Linked DNA regions of Homo sapiens: all the other regions are linked to region 2. The links are chromatin contacts, found by Hi-C in ENCODE. All regions are on one chromosome and are shown on one strand. Each heading gives the region's core, a stretch centred on a gene start or an enhancer-like site at or near the end of the contact. The rest is flanking DNA. Distances are from core to core; before and after follow the strand shown.

Evidence for each region. Hi-C counts contacts between places; a loop is a spot of excess contacts on that map. Pooled maps may share reads with other maps.
Region 1: a loop to region 2 is called in a map with no recorded cell type, with 2.1 times the contacts of the local background. The contact joins two enhancer-like sites. A Hi-C loop is called at or near these places in 2 of 37 single-sample maps with no recorded cell type and 1 of 50 pooled maps.
Region 3: a map of mammary epithelial cell shows a loop between it and region 2 (2.2-fold over the local background). The contact joins two enhancer-like sites. A Hi-C loop is called at or near these places in 2 of 168 maps with a recorded cell type or tissue (MCF 10A and mammary epithelial cell) and 4 of 50 pooled maps.

Annotation. Positions count from the first base shown.
Region 1 is chr1:96,519,050-96,522,086 of GRCh38, reverse strand. LOC105378866 (a long non-coding RNA gene) reads right to left here. Exons shown (of 3, transcript XR_947618.2): 2 at 666-1,011. Among named protein-coding and RNA genes, the nearest start is that of LINC01787, 150 kb to the right of the region's middle. Within about 2 kb of position 1,311, at least 2 of the 41 ENCODE cell types and tissues checked have a DNase peak (open chromatin) inside an H3K27ac peak, as active enhancers do.
Region 2 is chr1:96,361,257-96,364,426 of GRCh38, reverse strand. The region is part of intron 1 of LINC01787 (long intergenic non-protein coding RNA 1787); the gene reads left to right. Among named protein-coding and RNA genes, the nearest start is that of LINC01787, 11 kb to the left of the region's middle. RefSeq lists an enhancer at 493-1,692. Within about 2 kb of position 1,711, at least 3 of the 41 ENCODE cell types and tissues checked have a DNase peak (open chromatin) inside an H3K27ac peak, as active enhancers do; they include mammary epithelial cell, where a contact is called at or near this core.
Region 3 is chr1:96,558,884-96,561,945 of GRCh38, reverse strand. No RefSeq gene overlaps it. Among named protein-coding and RNA genes, the nearest start is that of PTBP2, 160 kb to the left of the region's middle. Within about 2 kb of position 1,790, at least 6 of the 41 ENCODE cell types and tissues checked have a DNase peak (open chromatin) inside an H3K27ac peak, as active enhancers do; they include mammary epithelial cell, where a contact is called at or near this core.

The sequences.
Region 1 (3,037 bases), core at 62-2,561, 160 kb before region 2:
TCAGTCTGGGTGGTGTATCTGTGAAATCTTACAGTTGTATGGTCAAGAATGTGTCTTTTTTTTTTTTTTTTTTGGCTTTCTTGAGTCTCACTCTGTTGCCCAGGCTGGAGTGCAGTAGTGTGATCTTGGCTCACTGGCTCATTGCAACCTCTGCCTCCTGAGTTCAAGTGATTCTCGTGCCTCAACCTCCCGAGTAGCTGGGATTACAAGCATGTACTGCCATGCCTGGCTAATTTTTTTTTTGTATTTTTAGTAGAGATGAGATTTCACCATGTTGGCCAGGCTGGTCTCGAACTCCTGACCTCAAGTGATCCACCCGCCTCAGCCTCCCAAAGTGCTGGGATTATAGTAGTGAGCCACTGCGCCCAGCTAAGAGCATGAGTCTTCAAAGATCTTATGTGAGCTGAGAACAAGAACCCATCCTATTAATGACTGGATAGCAATTGGAGCAACCTGTTTTCCCCAAACTTAGTTAAAACATGCACAACCCCTAATTTGGGTCAGTTTTGGTGAATTCATGAGATTAGATAAATCACGAATGGAAGGCTCAGAAAGAGGTCCTAGGGACAAACAACAAAAGAACATATACAGTAAGGCACACAGAAGAAAGAAGAATACAGCAAGTGAAATGAAACAAGTCTCTAGAAATAAAAAATGGGCCTTACCACGAACACTTGGGGCATCTGACAGAACCAAATCAACAAGCTCTGTTGCACTTTCTATTGGCTGTTCATTTTCTATTTTTCTCTCTAGACATCTTTCTTTAAAAAGAAAATCCAGATTTCCCGGGCTGGGCAAAGTGTTGGGATGAAATGACAGGAGGCAGGCGCTGTCAAGGAAAGACGTTCTCTCTGGAAGGAAGTGAGGGGACAGACGGGATGGCTGGCTCCTCTAGGCAGGTTTCCTTGCTGCCATCCCATGTGTCTTTTCCCTCCCACTCCTGTGGGCACTTTCTTGCTTGCTTGGCACAGTGAGAATTTAGGAAAGTCACGACAAAAATCCTGTCATGTGCTAGAAAGGAGAAAAAGTTTTAGATCTTTGCCTTTTCACGAATGAAGAGTTTCATGGAAATTAATGTGCAATTTTAGATAGAAGCTTTGCCTTGTTGAAGCTACTCTAACATTCTTTCTCCCCAAGTTCCTACAGTCCCTGCTTCCACACTTTAACAAACAAACAAAAAGAACAAACAACTGCTCCCCCTGCTACACACACACACACACACACACATACACACACAAAATCCAACTTGGTTGGCAGCCCACATCATCTACCCCAGGGCTTTCCCTAAGGACTGAAGATTTATCTTGGACTGACTTCAGACATTTCCCCTCTGATCTTCCTCTGGCTACGTTTTTCTCCAATGTTTCCTCACTGCCTCCCTTGGCTCTCATTAATTAACTGCTCCTCACTCTGTGACTAAATGCGAGCCGTTGTGTTTGGCTGTAGAGAGGATTATGACATTTTGCAAACACACACACCACTGGGGAGAATATCTTGGGTATCACACAGGCAAAGGAGGTAAACTAAGAAAACCCATTTTTAAAAACCTGTTGAAGCAAGTAACCAAAAAAGAAAAGATAGCGAAACAGGTTGATTATTTGGTGACATTTACTTATTCCTGACATGATATTTTAGAAGGCAAATACAGAAACTGGAACTTGCTATTTAACCGAGGTTCAGGTATTTCAAAGCTTGCTTATCTCTCCAGCCCGTCTGGTGTTTCCATGGTGTTCCTTTTCCGCTTCTATTAGTCTGGAACGTGGGTAGCAAGTTGATGAACATTTTTAATGAGTAAATCCTTTTCTACACCAAATTTTATAGATAATTAAATCTGATTTATAGGGCAGGTTTCAGCGACAGTAAAAGAGGAAGGCAAGGAATGCAAAGGGGGAGGGGGCCAATGATTCGACTCTGGGCCTCTGTGAGTGGGCTCTGCTTTGTATAACCTTCCCAGCAGGCGCACTGCAGGGCTTGCAAGATTTCTGAAGCAGAACAAGACCCAGTGAGGGCTTTGCAATAGTTTTTTTTTTTTTGAACTGTTTGGTTTTGGTTTTTAGGCAAGGACGTTCTCTTGTCCAAGAAACTGATCCTGATCTTTATTTTCTCCTCTCCACTGTTACTCAAAGTTATGCTAAAAGCAAAAGCCACACATATAAAACCTCAGAGCACACCACTAAGGAATTTGCCCTTTCAACAGAATTAAACATCTTCTATGTACTAAACCTCATTCTAGTTGCTGGAGGTACAGCAGTCAACAATACAGGCAGTTGGCCCGGCACGGTGGCTCACGCCTGTAATCCCAGCACTTTGGGAGGCCGAGGAGGGCGGATCACGAGGTCAGGAGATCGAGACCATCCTGGCTAACTAGTGAAACCCCGTCTCTACTAAAATTACAAAAAAATTAGCCGGGCGTGATGGCGGGTGCCTATAATCCCAGCTACTCGGGAGGCTGAAGCAGGAGAATGGCGTGAACCCGGGAGGCAGAGCTTGCAGCGAGCCGAGATCGCACGACTGCACTCCAGCCTGGGCGGCAGAGCGAGACTCCGTCTCAAAACAACAACAACAACAACAAAAACCAATACAGGCAGTTCACACTTATTACCTGTGGTGTCAAATAGACTCAGTGGAAGAAAATGTAGACAAAAGGCAGTCTAATGAGAAAATTGAAACCCAGAGAGGGTAAGTGGGTTGACCAGACTCACCCAGCGTGTCTGTCAGAAGCACATTTGAGTCTAAGAATTCAGGCCCCCTGACTGACTTCCATATTGGACTCTTGTTTTGTTTTTTCATTTTTGGAGACAGGGTCTCCAGCCTGTTGTCCAAGCTGGAGTTGCAGTGGCGCTGATACAGGAGTTGTTAAGAAGAAATTACTTAGGCAGATAGTGAGGGTACGGAAGTCCTCGGTAAGGTTTTCCTTTTAATGAAAAGCAGCCCCCAAATCATTTTCTTTTCTAACAAAGAGCAGACTGTAAAATCGAGCTGCAGACATAGACAAGCAAGCTGGAAGCTTGTGCAGGCGAATGCCGGCAGCTGTGCC
Region 2 (3,170 bases), core at 462-2,961:
TGGACTTCTTGAGAAATTTGTATCTGTATAGGGTTGATATACAAAGGTTTCTGCTTTAGATGGACAATTTGGAAGATTTTCAAGGATAATTTTTGATTACTAAAATTTTGCCTTACCTTTTTTTTAATTCTAGAAACTAGGCTGGCACAAAAGTAATTGCAGTTTTTGCCATTACTTTTAATTGCTTATTGTCCAATTCCACATTGAAAGTAATGGCAAAAACTGCAATTAGTTTTGCAGCAACCTAATAGCTCACTAATATGACACTTCATCATTTTACATATATCTTTCTCAAATCACACAAATATTACTCATTAAATAAATAAATTCTAGTTTTTTCAACTCTATCCTGATGATATTACTGTAATCACAAAAGGAGATGCCACAGAAGTCTGAAAGTGAAAGGGAATGCAGATGACAGCAGCATCTTCAAGGAAAGGCATGGAGGATATTCAGGAGTTATAAAATCACAGATTAGAGAAGTTATAGGAAGAAAAAAGATAAGTGCAGATTTGACAAGTTTTTTTCTGGCTTTAGATCTCTGTTATTTAAGCTCGGTGCCTTATACAGTTCACGCCATTCTTGATAAGCATCCCCTTAAGTCTCTCTAAAAATCATTAATATTATCTTGCAAATAACACTCCGTGAGATTGTGAAACCTTCGTTTGCTTCTCCAGATCTCCCTCACTTATTTCTGGGACTGTTTCCATTACTGATATTCTGATGGCTTCTGAACTTAACTCTGTAGCCATGACCTCTCTCCCGACCTCCAGACTGTTTTTTAATCCAATTGCCTACCTGACATCTCCTCTGAATTTCTGAAAGGTCACAAAATAAATAGCCCTCTCCCTGAACCTATTCCCAGTTCTCTCCCCTTTTCAATAATTAGCCATTTCTCTAAGTGTTGCTTCAGCTAGAAACCATGCAGTGTTTTGTTTGTTCATTTGTTTTTGTTTGTTTCTGTTTCTGTTTTGTTTTGTTTTTTCTTTTGAGGTGGATTCTGTCACCCAAGCTGGAGTGCAATGGCACGATCTCGGCTCACTGCAACCTCCGCCTCCCAGGTTCAAGTGATTCTCCTGCCTCAACCTCCCGAGTAGCTGGGATTACAGGTGCCAGCCACCATACCTAGCTAAGTTTTGTATTTTTAGTAGAGATGGGGTTTCACTATGTTAGCCAGGCTTGTCTTAAACTCCTGATCTCAAGTGATCTGCCCACCTCAGCCTCCCAAAGTGCTGGGATTACAGGTGTGAGCCATTGTGCCCGGCCCCATGCAGTCTTTTTAATTCTGTTCTTTTCTCCACCCCAACATCCAACATGTCAGCAAATCCTGTCTACTGTTATTTGCAAAGTATGTCCCAAGTCAACTAAGTATTTTTCTGTTTCCAGTGCTGCTATCTTTGTCTCAGCACCCACCATCATTTTCCTGAAGTGCTGCCATAGTCTCTAGACTGATCTCTCCACTTCCCCTTCTGCTGCCACTTCCCTCCACATTCCAGGCTCTACAGAACAACTATGGTGAAGCCACAAAAACAAAATTCAGATCATGGCAATTCCTAGCTAAAACCTTCTAGTAGTTTCCTATTGCACACAGAATAAAGTCCAAATGCCTGATGTGGTTTAACAGTTTCTCCATGACTCAATGCCTACTCATCTTCATGAATCACCCTCTACCACTCTTTCACTTGCTCACACACTGTGGTTTCCCCTATGACCTTCTCTTGGGTTTTTGAAATGCCAAGCTTATTATGATCTTCAGGCCTGTGCCCTTGCTGTTAATGCTACCTGGAATGTTCTTCCCTCAGGATCTTCATAAGGCTGATTCTTTTTTGCTTTTCAAATCTCAGCTCTAGTAGCATCTTCTCAGTGAGACCTACACTGACTCCAGCTCTCAATCACATCAACGTGTTTAATTTTTTATTAAACTCATGGATACCTAAAACGCCCTTTGGTTTTTATTTGTGGGCTGGTTTATGATCTACCTTCACCTTCCTATGTCTGTCTTATTCTCTGCCATGTCCTTGGGACCTGGTAGGATGTAGTCACAGAGTAGACCCTCATGAACAAGTGGTAAATGAATGGATGAAGGTCTCTAAGGTGTATTTCATTTGGGTTCATTAATATGGTTTTTTGAACTAAAATGTGGCAATCTCCACATTTTTTTTTATCTTGCTTTATTTCCCTTTTGGGATGCCTGCTGCTAAAACCTCTTCTTGTCCCATAGCCACAGGGATGAGTTTCTGCAGCCTAACCCTTCTTCCCTCCTCACTTCCCCCACAGAGGGGCAGACAATGAACATTTCTAGCATGACCATTTCTAAAGCTGCATCAAGCTTTCTAGAGCTAGTTCAATGAATCCAAACAGTAATGAAACTACTTCTATATGAACCTAAGGAAAGTGCCTTTTGCTTTTCATGGCTGTGCCCAAACAATCTGTGCTCCTGTTTTTAGTGGCCCACTGAGCTCCCAATGAGATAGTTTTTTAGTATATATATTTTTTGCAGCCCTCATTCCCAAGGATTCAGATAGGAGTTTAGGGCTATTGTGGACCCGGGGAAATATTTGAGGAACAGACCCCATTTGTGCATAAAACATTTCTTCTCACAAAACTGGTTCTGGTCAGTGTCTGGGCCTGATACTTTCAAGGCCCCTCGTTCCTAGTGCAAATAGCTTCTACAGATCTTTCCGCTCCAGGCTGCCAGCCTTGCCTGGATATAGCTGGATCCCACCATGAACACAGCTTAAGCTCCAGCTGCTATCCCCAGTCCAATGCCAAAGTGATATTATAATCCTGACACAGGACTAATTAACCATGCCTAAGTGGTTAGGAAAGGATTCATGGAGGACAGAATATTTAAGCTCATTTCAAGGCGTAAGTTGAAGAATGTAAGGCAGAGAGGGAAGTGAAAGCAAAAAAAATGACGTATATATGTAAGGACATAGAAATTATACAATCAGGTTCTTAAGAGGAATTTAGTAGTGTTAGAGTAGAAGAGGAGGGAGAAAGGGCTGGTAAGGGAAGTTGGAATCAGGTCATTTAGGCCTTGCGGGCCCTGACAAGGAACTGAGTTTTAATGAATAGGGGAATGTCACTGAATGCATTTTTAAGCAAGAGACAGATGTCATCAAAACATTCTTTTATAAATATAACTCTGGTAGGAGCATATATAATAA
Region 3 (3,062 bases), core at 541-3,040, 200 kb before region 2:
AATAATGCTGTCTCTTCAATAATAATTTATGCTGCAGATTTATAATATTTTAGTATTTTAAGTTTTTATGAACTCTTATGTTGATACATTTGCTTTTAAGAAAGATTATTATCCATATTTACATATTATTTGATGGTAAGTCCTTCATTAAGAATACGGCATCCAGGCCGGGCATGGTGGCTCATGCCTGTAATCCCAGCACTTTGGGAGGCCAAGGTGGGTGGATCACGAGGTCAGGAGATTGAGATCAGCCTGACCAACATGGTGAAACCCTGTCTCTACTAAAAATACAAAAATTAGCCAGGCATGGTGGCACGCACCTGTAATCCCAGCTACTCGGGAGGCTGAGGCAGGAGAATCGCTTGAACCTGAGAGGCGGAGGTTGCAGTGAGTGGAGATCACACCAGTGCACTCCAGCCTGGGCGACAGAGTGAGACTCTGCTTCAAAAAAAAAAAAAATTAGTCAGACATGGTAGTGTCTACTTGGGAGGCTGAGGTGGGAGGATCCCTTGAGCCCTGGAGTTTGAGGTAATAGTGAGCTATGATCATGCCTCTGCACTCCAGCTTTGGTAACTGAGTGAAACCCCATCTCAGAAAAAAAAAAAAAAAAAAGAAAGATAAAGGAAAAAAAAAGAATACAGCATTCAAAATTCTAGGACGCTTGTTGACACCAACAACTAGTCTTCTAATATTTTAAACATCAACTGGGTGTCTAATAATTCAATTCAATTCTGTTACTATCTACCTAGAGCTAGCTCCAGATCCCACAAATTGAAGCAGCTCAGTCTTACAAGACCACCCTACTAGAGATGCCAGCTGCAAGTCTTGAACCACCTGCACTTCTTATTGACTGACTATAAATTGGCGGTTCCAATGACCTTCTCCTCATGTTTGATAATTATTAGAATGGGTCACAGAACCTAGAAAAAATACTTTATCCACATTTTCTGGCTTATTATAAAGGATATAACTCAAGAACAGCCAAATGAAAGTGAGGCAGAAGGCAAAATATGACAGGAGAAGTGGTACAGAGATTTCATGACCTTTCTGGGCACCTTAGTATGTTCACCAACCTGGAAGCTCTCCTAACCTTCTTGTTTAAGAGCTTTTATAGCACTCAATCTTCAGCCCCTCCTTTCCCTGGAGGTCAGGTGTAGGTCTGAAAATTCCTATTGTTATAGGATCCATAGGTTTGTATGACCCCTGCAGTAACAGACCAATTACACTGAGATAGCAGGCTTTGCAGCAGAGAAAGGATTTAATAATTGCATGGTGCTGAGTGAGGAGATGGGAGGAGACCCTGAAATCTGTCCCCCTGAGGAGTTCTGGGCCAGGACTTTTAAGAGGACCATGGTGGGTGAGGGGCTAGAAAATTGGAGTTGTTGATTAGTTAGGTAAGGGGGATGAAATCATCTGGATGTAGAAAATGCGTTTTTTCGTGAGTCAGCTTCTTGGGGAATTCTTCAGACCAGCGGGCATCAGTAGTTTCACTGGTATGCAGGATTGAAAAAATATTGCAAAGGCAAAACTTAAAGTTTCACAATGTTCAGGTTGTTATAATAGAGCAGTCAAGGGGAACTATGATCCTGTGACAGGGTCTACATGATTCTGATGAAACAGTCACCAAACAACCATGAGGAAGCAGGTCAGTGAGCCAGCTGGCCTAGTGATTAATGCTTAGTGTGCTGCAAGCTTGGTTTGTTTTCTTTCTCTCCCTCCCTTCTTCCCTGATTAATTCTGTAAAGTTTATAGGAGCAGTTTCACTTCTCTCTAATGGTTTGGTCTTTCTAGTGGCTAGCACCACCTTGATGCTACCTAGGATTCCCGCCCTAAGTCACCTCATTAGCATAAACTTAGGTGTGATTGAAAGAGACTCCTTATGAATAACAAAAGACTCTCTTACCACTTAGGAAATTCCATGAGTTTTAGGAACCTGGTGCCAGAAACAGAGACAAAGATCAATGAATGTATTCCTGATTTCACAACAATTATCAAGCTACTTTATAACTTAGTATCCAGAAATATTTTATCACCAGAAAAAGAAGGTTCAGTTCCCCACTTCCCTTTTATTTTGCATGAACATATTTTGAGAACTGATCCTTTTATAACTGAAGGAAAGAAATGGTAGCTATTATAAAGACTACAAAGGAGGAAAGGATGACTAAGGAAGGAAATAATTTTGGGAGACCACTCCATTTGACTAATTGAAAAGATACAGTCAGTTGAGGCAGCATGGCTTTAGAATTAGATAGATCTGCATTTGGAGCTCAGTTCTAGCCCTTTCTAGGTATGTAAACTTCATCAAGTTACATAATCTTTCTGGGCTTCAGTTTCTTCATCTATAAAATAGAGAAATAACAATAACAACTTTGCAGGGTATTTCTGAGGTCTATAGTTAAATTATTGGAGCACCAAAAGGATAGTCTTGATCTGAAGTTAAATTATTTGGAACATTTATTCACGGTTGTATGAAGAACAAAAAAAAGCGAAAGCAAATCGGCATGTGTCTTGAGTATAAACAATGAATCCCTAGGGAAAGCAAAATCTGCAATAGAGAGAAGAGAGAGAAAAGAGTTTCATTTATTAGGTAGCCAGACTAATCCTCCTGAAGAATGCAAGTGAAAACATGGGACTGTATATGTGTATTGCTGTTTGGGTCAAACGCTTAATCAGATTTCTAGAAACAAAAAAGCCTTAATTTGTTGTTGTTGCTGTTGAATATTATGGTGTAAATTCTCTCTCTATAGCTGATTTTAAGGTTCAAAGATGACATCACTGAATGCACATTTGGATAGAAATGTTAACAATTCAATCTCAGGATCCAGCATAAGCCAGCTCTAGCACGCCACTGTGTGTGTGTGTGTGTGTGTGTGTATCTTTTATATACATGTATATATATGAATAATATATGGACAATTCATATATGTATATAAAACACATAAAATCTTAAATGCATGAAATTGCTGACAAAATAGTAATAATTCATTAGAATAAAGTCTAAATAAAAGTTATTTAAACATTGATGCCACTTTTATCTTGAGGTCATTTGCTAAAGTTGATGA